Linked DNA regions of Mus musculus: region 2 is linked to region 1. Evidence: chromatin loops called from intact Hi-C (ENCODE). Cell type or tissue: left cerebral cortex. All regions are shown on one strand. Links, peaks and the distances in the headings refer to the core of each region. The heading gives the core; the rest is flanking DNA.

The links. A loop is a pair of places that touch in the nucleus more often than their neighbours do. Peaks named below come from ENCODE experiments on the same cell type or tissue, not always from the same donor. Only the 100,000 strongest peaks of a DNase experiment are listed, where the experiment ranks them.
Region 2: a loop joins it to region 1, with 10 times the contacts of the local background. A loop is called at or near these places in 2 of 42 quality-filtered maps.

What each region holds. Positions count from the first base shown.
Region 1 is chr11:93,097,242-93,102,618 of GRCm38, forward strand. It overlaps Car10 (carbonic anhydrase 10), which reads left to right and starts at 1,125. Exons shown (of 10, transcript NM_001361708.1): 1 at 1,125-1,481; 2 at 2,405-3,045. The coding sequence starts at 2,985. In left cerebral cortex, for the core only: CTCF peaks have their summits at 307, 522 (motif pointing left), 2,046 and 4,073; DNase peaks (open chromatin) are centred at 368, 832, 1,047, 1,952 and 3 more places; H3K4me3 peaks cover 4,908 bases; H3K27ac peaks cover 3,697 bases.
Region 2 is chr11:92,403,095-92,408,471 of GRCm38, forward strand. No RefSeq gene overlaps it. Among named protein-coding and RNA genes, the nearest start is that of Gm25113, 500 kb to the right of the region's middle. In left cerebral cortex, for the core only: a CTCF peak has its summit at 2,902 (motif pointing right); a DNase peak (open chromatin) is centred at 2,909.

The sequences.
Region 1 (5,377 bases), core at 130-5,129:
TCTCTCTGCTCAAAAAAATCCCTTTCATGCAGTCTACTTTCAAGACACGGAGACAAACACTCCCCTCTATGTTTCCCAAATGGGCTAATTCTCACCGTCTCTGATTCTATTAATGTTCTCAAGTCTCAATGTCTTTCCTGCTGAGTCTCAAAGTTCTCTACCTAAAAAGCATGGATTTATTTCATCCGAGCCTCGATTTTTAATGCGTTGGCCACCTGGAGTCCTTGGCTGTCGTCTCAGAGGGGGGAAAAAATTCCCTCGGCCACACCTCCTTCTTAAAGAGTAGGCAAGACTGCCAGCGGTTCTTTTTTAGGATCCCCGGAGGCTGCAGAACCGCACACTCTGGTTTCTGCAGTCAGCTAGCTGCTTTCCTTCCTCTCTCAGCGCCAGCCCCCACACCCCCACTGCTCCCCTCCGGGTCTCATGACGCCCGACTTCCCAGTACAGAGAATCTCTAGACTTCCTAGACTCCATTCAAGAATCCGGGGAGCCCTCTGGTGTAACTACTTTGGCTCTTATGCCGCACCCTTAGATGCCACACAGTCTGGATGTTCGCTGTGTTTGCTGCATCTACTGTGCAGATCAAAAAACATGGTTCTTTCCCACCTTCTTCCTTTCCACTTCTCCACTCTTTCTATGCTTATTAGATCGAGGCTCACAGTGAAACAGCTTCTAAGCATCAGCAATTTAAAAGTACAAAAATATTCCCTGTGGGTTGTGCGTGTGTTTGTTGTGTGTGTCCATCCGCGCTTATGCAAAGCCTCCCAACGTCACACTTGGGTATCCGGACAAGCTTCTCCACAAACCCCAGATCTTTCCAGGGATTCCCTCTGCCCTGCCCTCTTCTTCTTCAGCACCCTTAAAAGAGGTAGGTCTGGGGCTTTCCGCCAGCCACTCCTGCCTTGATAGACGCACACAAATCTGCTGCAGTTTTTCCTTCCCTGTTCACCCCTAGCCCTTTTAGGCGAGCAGTCCGGAGCGCAGGATTTCCTAGCATTTACCCTGCATCCGCACTGCATTCCCAGGCCGCCCTTCCAGGGCTAGACCTTCTGCAGACCCGGCGGCTCCGGCTCCGCCTGGGTGGTGGGTGGTGCTCTCGCCGCCCCCTCCTTCCCCTGGGGCCCGAGAGAGCCGCGCGCTGGGCAAGAGTGCGCGCGCGCCGGCTTGCTGGGGGAAAATCTCCTTCCCTGGAAGCTGCTGAGTGTCGCTGACCGAGAGTATCCCGGGGTCCATCAAAAGCCACCAAAGCGTTTGAGAGCTTTTCTAAAGAAAAACGGTGAAAGAAAAACAAGAAGGGAAACCCGTTTCCCGGGAGGCCTGGGTTTCCGATGGTATCGGATTCTCCCGTAGCTGCTCTGATAGGGATGCGGTTGGCGGCCGCTGGTACCCGGACTTAGAGTGTCCGTTGCGAGAGGAGGGAGGTGAGGGACTTGCGGGCAAGAGTTGCACCTGATCAGGGAATCTGCGAAGAGAACTGTGGGGTAAGTAGCTTTCTTCTGGCATCCGAGCAGGATGGGGGCGGGGGGGGGGGGAAGGAGGGAGCAGGAGAGGGACGAAAAGGAGAGGGCAGGGAATGGATTATGAAAGAAAGAAAGAAAAAAAATCCTTCAAATTCCGCTGCAGAGGGAATGAGCACAGCGCAGTCCTTCCAAGATGAGTCCCGCACGGCTTTTCTGTAGTGAGCGAACAGCCGAGAAGTTCTTTTTAAAGAAAAAAGAAACTCCAAGCTCCTGGAGGGGAAGCGGGGCAGCCGGGCGGGGCGGAGTTCCAAGGCTGGCGCCTAGGGTCCCGGCCGAGGCAGTGGCCTGAAGTGCTGACTCCCAGCTACTGCTCCTTATGTCCTCGCCGCCCTCCCCGGGACGGACTTTTTGCCTCCGCCCCCGGGTGCCTGGCCGCCCCGCTGACGTGGGGACTCCGGGCGGCCGCACGGAAGCTCACCTGGCCGAGCCTTCTCCTTCCCCTCCTCCTCGTGCTCCCGCCCCCACCTGCCCTCCTCCTCTCCAAGTGGGAAGGCGTCGGGATCCGTAGGCGAGGAAATAACGACCCCTGCAGTTGCATTGCGGAAAATCTCGGCGGCGGTGCTAGTTGCGGGCGATGGAAGCGAGGCAATTGCGGGGTCTGGGGAGCCCTGGAAAATAGCAGAAAAGCGGAAAGCGCGCGTGCAACGAGGGGGAGTCAGTGAGACTCCCGACGCACCCCAGTCCTGGGAGCCTAGCCTTGGGCTCGGCGTCCTGGAAGCATCGCCTGAAGCCAGCTTGGAGGCGGCAGGCGGCTCGAGGACTTGGGGAGCAGGGAGGGTCAACGGAGGCAGCTGGTGACCTGTGTTTGCGGGCAATAATCCCCGCTTCTCTTTCTTTCTCTGTGTGCGGTGTCTGCTCCTCTCTCCCCACCCCTCCGGAAGCAGGAGAACTGGCCTGATCAGAGACAGCAGTCACCCTTTGACCATGCCCCGGTGAAGGGGGGCGGACTTCGAGGGCAACTTGTCGCGGACTACCTGGGCTCAGCTAGCCTACGGAAAGAGAGCAAGAGCCCAGAACTCTACAGCTCGGCCCAGCGGGGGGCTGTTGTCTATGTCTTCTTGGGGCGCCCGGCGGATCGGGGTCTCGGTTTTGCAGGAAAAGCCCAGTGCTGTTGGCTTCAGGTGGCTGCCGCCGCCGCCACCGCGGTCGCCGCAAGTGCCATTTCTGCCACTGGTGAGAGGAGCAGAGATACAAGAGAGGGGAGACCTCCGAGGCAACGAGGCATCGGACATGTGTCAGCACATCTGGGGAGTACATCCGAAGAGCCCGAGGGGAGATTTGCCGAAACAATTCAAACTGCGTTATTGATCTTGGGGGTGCCTGTCCCTGGCCGGCTGTCGGGTGGGAGCGCGAGTGTGCGCTCTCTGGAGAGAGTGTGCGTGTGTGTATGTGTGTACCGTGTCGGGCTCCCCCCTTCCCCCCTGTTTTCCCGTCGAGTGATGCACCTGGAATGAGAATCAGAGGATGGAAATAGTCTGGGAGGTGCTTTTTCTTCTTCAAGCCAATTTCATCGTCTGCATATCAGGTACGGGACGTGCTGGGGTTGCTGGCGGGGTGGTGTGTTCTGTGGTGGTGTTTAGAATGTGTGGTTATTATTATTATTATTTTTATTTTTATCGTGTGCAGACTTAGGGCGGGAAGCAAAGAGGTGGCACGGGCCTTTTTCGTTCTGTGGCTTTGCTATCTTATGAATCAAAGACCTTCTAAGCCCAAGGGTGTGTGCACGGGCTTGTGTGTCCATATATGTGTGACTCTGTGTGTGTGTGTGTGTGTGTGTGTGTGTGTGTGTGTGTGTGTGTGTGTGTAGGTGTGTGTAGGTGTGCCGCTATGGGTAGGATCTTTGTAGCGTCCTGGAAGGGAGAAGGGATGGAGACTGAAAATGAGGAGGCAAATGGGTGTTGATTTTCAACTGCTTTCCTGGCTGAGAACTCTGGCGCCGAAATCTGAGCCTTGGTATCCCCCACCCCCAACCCCTGGCTTCCAAAGTTCCCAAACTCAGTGGTTCCTGCTGGCAAAATAGATGCAGAGCCTTGGTTTGGTATCTAGGCGCTTTAAAGTGACTGCAGGAAGATGCGAGACTGGGGAATACCCCCTACCCCTCCATCTACCTTCTCCAGGTGCTGAAGACTGTATCCTGGTGTCTGAAACCCAGTGGCATAGCCCTCCCACCGCAAACACACCTGAAACAATACAGTATTAGAAATGCTGCTTTAGATTAAGGTCTTAATTCCCAGTAGCAAGAATGTGCTGGCTCAGTTGCTGATCACAGGCTACTTGTGCCAGCTTGTGGCTCCCCCCCCCCCCCCCAGGGTGGGTGTTGAGGTGACTAAGGCAGGGTTTGTGCTTGCCTGTATCTTAGTATCCTGTGTTGGGAGGAACTGTCATTTCCAAGATGTATCTTTCTTGGTGCAGGAATATAGGCTTGGAGGGAACTATGTAGACATTTCCCAGTCCTTTGGCTCCTCCCATCGACCAGCACCCACTCCCTTGCACCTGCCATTTAAGCGCTCAGGGTGTAGCCCATTTGCAGTTCTCTCTTCTGCCTGCATTCCCTCTGCAGAATTAGGGACTGAGCCAACTTCCCATGAAGTCTCCATAGGTAGATGAGCAGGAGCCCTGCCTTTTTGAGCAGATATGCTTGGGCAGCTTTGGAGTAGGACAGGTTTCATGCCTCCTCCTTTAGTTTTGCCAGTCCCCACCTCCTAAATCAGATCTGAGTCTGGCTATTAAGACCCCCTTCTGTCTTTTCTTTACTTTGGACCCAGTTCTAGATACTGCTGTTTAATTTCAATCTCCTCCAAAGACAGAATGGGACTCTGTTTATGTGAAATCATGTTTGGAGCTTGGCCACCCTACTAAAACACATGCCATTGTAATACTTTAGAGAGTTATGTCCATATAGTAGACAAGAGAAGTCTGAGGTCATTCCCTTTTACACACAGTGAGAATTCTTACTTTACTGCACACAGTAGGAATTCTTACTCTATTGTACTCTGTCTTCCAGTATATTGAGGTGACTTCTGAGGATTTGTGAGCCCTATGACCAGGGATAGACTGGGTGGCATCTCACAAAACCATATTACACATCTTCTACTGTGTTGCCTCCTTTCTCTTGTTCCATATCATTCCACTCCCTAGAAAATATACTTTTACTGCCTCTCTCTGGTGTCATAATCATTTTCAGAAGAGCTACTTGAGTTCCTGTAAGACTGAATAAAGCATAACATTGGGCGAGGGGCTGGACTTCCTTAAGAATCCTATTAGACCCCAACCTCAACCCTTAATCAGGTCAGGCAATGAGATGGGGGGGGGGGGACACACATGCTGAGCAATAGTCTGTTTTTAGCCTCAGAGTTATTAGTGGGATACCTGTCATGGCTGCATTTGATTTGGTGTGTCAGCAGCTAAATTATTCAGCCAGAAACATGAGGAGGAGGTTATTTCCACCCCAGAAGAAGTGTGTATGGAGCGTGTGGCCTCTCACATGTATTTACCAAATAATCATCATTGCGATGTAACAAGGAGGATAAAAGTGTAAGCAAAACCAGCAGCTATTAACCAGACAGAAAACTAGGCTTCCACTCAGAGTGCTCAGCTAGGATCTGCATGGATGTGCACTTCGTGTGTAGGCAAAGAGGCAGCAGCGCGTGTTTATACTTCGCACAGTCGACTTCAGAAGCCCCCTTGGCCCCTGCAGCCAAGGGGTTTTCTTCCTAGCAGCACAGCTCCTTCTTTGGTGAAGTTCATGTATGTCTGAATTATGATTAGTGAGACAATCATGACTCACAATTGCCACAGTTTGGGGACTTCAGCTCTTCTCTTGCCATCTGACAGCCCGAGGATGCGCAGGAATGGGA
Region 2 (5,377 bases), core at 54-5,053, 690 kb before region 1:
TCTCTTACAGTGCTAATCCAGGGATGACTGACCAAAGAAATAAACTTAGAGCAAATCATCCCATCTTGCAAATGTACTAGTTGTGGGGTCCTGGGGGCGGGGGAGTTGCTTCAGGTATCTGAATGTCACAGTCCTCATACAATAGATATCATGGCTTTACCCATGCTAGTTAGCTTAGATAAATGAGTCAACAACTGTGAAAGACCCAATGGAGCTCCTCAAATACAGTGAACTTGGTGTGTATGTGTGTGTGTGTGTGTGTGTGTGTGTGTGTGTGTGTGTGTGTGTTAGACGAAAACCTAAATATTGAGAAGTTAGTCAATTAAAAATGAAATGGGGGTAACTTCCATGTGTTTATAGAATGTGATACCACAGACCATAATTGAGGAGGAGATGCAGTTATGAAATTTCTCAATATTAGTAATGAGAGAAGCTTTCTAATTTACACCCAGCTAATTAAACCAGAGAGAAAATAAGAAAGAGAAGCATCTGAACAAAGTGAAAGATAAGGAATAAATTGTCCAAGACTGATGCTTGCAATTTGGATATACTGGCAACAAGTTGGCCTTCTGCAGAGCTGAACATTATAGGGAATAAAACCTACTGTACCAAAGCCAAACATAGCTAAGAGTTTGGGCACTCATTCCTAGCAAGATACAAAGACCGGGTAAGGGCTAGAAGCTGCATTAGGAAACTACCACTGACTGTCCTAGACATTTGCTAGTAGCCAGGTATGAAGTGTTCATGTACGAACTGAGGCTAGAGAATTTTGTTCTACCCACAACCCTGGTATAGTCACAAATTTTGTGACCAAAATGTTGATTGTATTGAATGGCATAGGGTTGGGTTGTCTTATTCAAGGGGATCAGAAAATTATCAACTCTATAGTCAATGTATAATTCAAGAAGTTGTTCTATCCTGACAAATTCTTTTGTGCTACCCTGGAGTGTAAGAGGCATTTGAAAAATGGTCCATCTGTAGCTCTTGTGTCTGTGAGTTCCCTCTTATGTATTTGCTGTCTTTTGGCTTGCCCTTGTTTACTTGATTTAATTTTTAAGAAGACCCAAAGATCTTATATACTCCATTTGTTAGGATATTAAAATGTAGGAGACATAGGCTTCCCAGTGCTAGGCTAATAGTATTCTAGGCCATGACCATCTACATATTAGAGTTAAAACTCAGAAAGCTTCAGTTATGCCGCTGTTTGCTCACTATTGCTGTGACCAGGGAAACTTTTAGAAGGATTTATTTGGGTGTATGGTTCTAGAAGGATAAAAGTCCATCATTATGGGGAGCATGGGAGAAGCAAGGGAGAGGTATGGTAGTAGAAGCAGGAAATTGAGAACTCACATCTTAAACTACAATCATGAAACACAGAGAGTGAGCTGAAATGACTCATGTCTTCAAGTTCTCAAAGTCTATCTCTACTGGAGCATATCTTTCAACAAGGCTACTGTCTTAGTCAGGGTTTCTTTTTCTGCACAAACATCATGACCAAGAAGCAAGTTGGGGAGGAAAGGGTTTATTCGGCTTACATTTCCATACTGCTGTTCATCACCAAGGAAATCAGGACTGGAACTCAAGCAGGTCAGGAAGCAGGAGCTGATGCAGAGGCCATGGAGGGATGTTCCTTATTGGCTTGCTTCTTCTGGCTTGCTCAGCCTGCTCTCTTATAGAATCCAAGACTGCCAGCCCAGAGATGGTCCCACCCAGAAGGGGCCTTTTCCCCTTGATCACTAATTGAGAAAATGCCTTACAGTTAGATCTCATGGAGGCATTTCCTCAACTGAAGTTCCTTTCTCTGTGATAACTCCAGCTGTGTCAAGTTGACAAAAAAAACTAGCCAGTACAGCTACACTTCCGGAACCTCTGAATGCAGTGCTATAAACTGAGGACCAAGTGCCCAGATACAAGAGTCTATGCAGGACAGTCTCATTCAAATATTACAGATCTTAAGTACAAAAAAAAGCCTTCTACGAAGTTGGACTTGACTAGAGACTGCAAAGTCACAGCACTTTTAATACCTACAAGAAATAAAAGGGGGGGCAGAGAAAAAATAAGGGTGAAAAGGACAATGTCAAACTAAGGTCCTATGTGAGGAAATACTCTAAAATGAAGATTACTTGATGAAATTCTGTATCTGGTAGCTTTTCAACTTGAATTCCTGATTTAACTTTAATTTAACTTGAGTTCTTATAGCATGTCAATCTGATGGACAGGAATGATTCCCTGAGAGTGAAGTTTTAGCTTGTGTGTGCCATGTGAGTTGAACTCTTGTGTCAGTCTTCATGTCTTTAGTGCAGGCAACGAAATATGAGAAGGCCAGCTTATTTTAAAGACAACGCAAATAATACTTTAACGTTTATGTCTGCATGGACATGCATGCACACATGTCCACATATCCATCATGTGACAGATGATAATAAATGGAAAAGATGAAATCTGACTAAAAGAACAAGGAGAGCTGTGCTATTTAAAATGCAGGAGATGCTCTCTGAAGAGTTCCCACTGGAAATGTAAATTTTAGGGAAAGTTCTTTAAGGGAAAAAATGGAATTTATTATGATCGAAGTTAAAGAAATAGATACAAATAGAAAGTGGCTGAAGAGCAGAATCTTCACTGAGTAGAAAGTGAGATACCAGAATTGGAGCAGGGATGATGAAAAAGGGCAGGTGATGTTGAACCCTGTGTGCCATGCTGGGGACTGTCTTTCCTTTGAGTGACAAGACCAGTCATCAGATAATTTTAAGGAAGAGAACTGGATATCTGTCATCTTATGGATTTCAGGAAAAACATAAACAAAAGCAAAACAACAACAACAACAACAACAACAACAAAAAGAAGTAGGGTTTGTTTAATTGCTAAGAACATGGGTTAAGGTCTGTGGAAGTTCTGTGTCGGGAGGTGTCCAAAACCACAAGGGGGAGCTCTGGAGGCGATGAGCAGTCCACGATTTGGACTTTGATGCTAGATTAATAGGGTATTCTACTAATGCTTGTTAATACTGAAAAATCAAAATGCGCACACAAGAGAGAGAGAGAGAGAGAGAGAGAGAGAGAGAGAGAGAGAGAGAGAGAGAGAGAGAGAGAGGGAGGGAGGGAGGGAGGGAGGGAGGGGACTATCTTGCAACAGAATTGCCCTTGCCCTCATAAATTGTTCAATCCCGTTTTCCACAGTTTTCTGAGCCTTTGGCATAGGGTTTAGAGGGTAGATGTATCAATTAGGGTTGGGTACTGCCCTCCATCAAGTGTTCTTTGAATTTTAAGCAGACATGTATTTATTTAATGTTCTCTGCTGCAGAAGGAGGCTTCATTGGTGGGTTACAATTATCTATAATGAGATAGGACTTAGAGGATTTGATGGGTCCAAGAGAGGGGTAGAAATTATACAAACACAGTGGTCATGTATGATAATCTCAAACAAAATCATTTTCTTTAAAAAAAATCACTAATTATATTTTTATAAAAGAACCACCCACCATAGTGAAGCTGAATTAATGAATTTTATATGGAATGAGAGAACACATTTTAAAAATTAGGGTAGACAGAAACAGAATGAGAAAGACACTTGGAGTCAACCACAGGCCTCCACTCATATGCATATACATTATACCTACACCCTCCACACACACTACATAAAAATATGTTTCAAAAATACGTAACTTCAAATGAGAAGAAAAGGCAATACATTATTCCATCCTTTAGAAAAGAATATATATATATATATAAATATATATATATATATATATATATATATATATATATATATAATATCAAAGAAATGCACTTCTACTCGTGTGGTTGTCTGATAACAGCGGAGTCAGCCCTTCTGGAGGTATTTGGCCCATTGTCCTCTCACGTGTGACAGCCTTAGAAAGGCATCTGAGTTGGAGGTTTTATAGGCACAGCCTATACCTCAAAACCTGGAGAAACAGGATCTACCCTGACGTCACAGATTCTTCACTTCCATAGACTTGTTTGATTTATCACTTTCCAGCCAATGTCTGTCAGGTACATGAAAGTGAATAATAGCACAGATTCCCTCCTGTTCTTTGTGAGAAGAATGAACTAAATGCGTTGAGGTCTGAAATTTTATGGACTAGGAACCCTACAATCACTCAAGCAGGATATGGTTAGGAAAATGACCCACTATTGAAATGCTAATGATCACCCACAAATATTACATCCTGCATGAATCATGTAGAAAAAGTGCATTTTAGTAGGAAACAGTTTGCTTATTCAGGGAATATATATTACTTTTATATGTCTATATTGGGTAGTGTATACTAGAGAGATATGATGAGAGAATTAAGTAATTCATTTCAAAACAGCATGAGAATATATAGGTTTCTAACACCCATCCTACAAAGATTATTTGAAATACACTTAAAGACATATGTACAGAAGTCTTCATTTATGTCTTTTTTCCTTATTACTTTAGTTAATCATTATCTCATTAACATTACACTAACTGTATGTGTATATAATCCTAAACAGTGTATGATACGATTTATCAATTCATACATTACATGCAGATATAATAATTTATATATTTCCCTTTTGGATATTTTATTTTGAAAAATATTCTCTGTTTTTAGATGCCTTTCTAAGGCTGTCACATATGAGAGGACAATGGGCCAAATACCTCCAGAAGGGCTGACTCCACTGTTATCAAATCCAATACCTTCATTTAAAAAGCTACACAGTGAGGCTGAAAACATAGTTGAGGAGTTAAGAGCACTTGTTCTTTTTGAAGAAGACATGGTCCACTTCCCAGTGCCCACATAGTGTCTCCCAACTGTATATTACTCCAGTTCCCGGGGATCTAATTCCCTCTTCTGTCCTTTCTGGACTTCAGGCACCATGTACTACACATATATTCCTGCAGGTAAAACACACATGCATGTACAATTAAAAAAAATACCTTAAACAGCAAATAAATAAAATGTTGTATAAAAATTCAATGTTTATATTTGCTCAATGAAAAACTATCCAACCTCAAAAAAGAAGAGAATTCCATCATTAGTAAAAGCATGGATAAACTATAGTTTGTACTGTCATGTAAAATAAACCAGAAAAAGACATTTGCCATGTGATCTCATAGGTGGTAAAACATGAAACTCATAGCAACAAAATGTAGATTGCTGGTTAGTAGGAGCTGTGGTCAGGAAGAGAATACATTGACATCAACCAAAGTCTCTAAAATTTCTGTTTGGAAGAACCACATGATTAATGGTACAACATGGCAACTGCAGTTGGAATAACATCTGGTATGCTTGAAAATACTCAGAAGATGACAGAAAATGACTTCTCAGCACAAATAACATGATCACGGAAAGCCATGCTAACAATAGCTTCATTCACAGCATACATTTCTT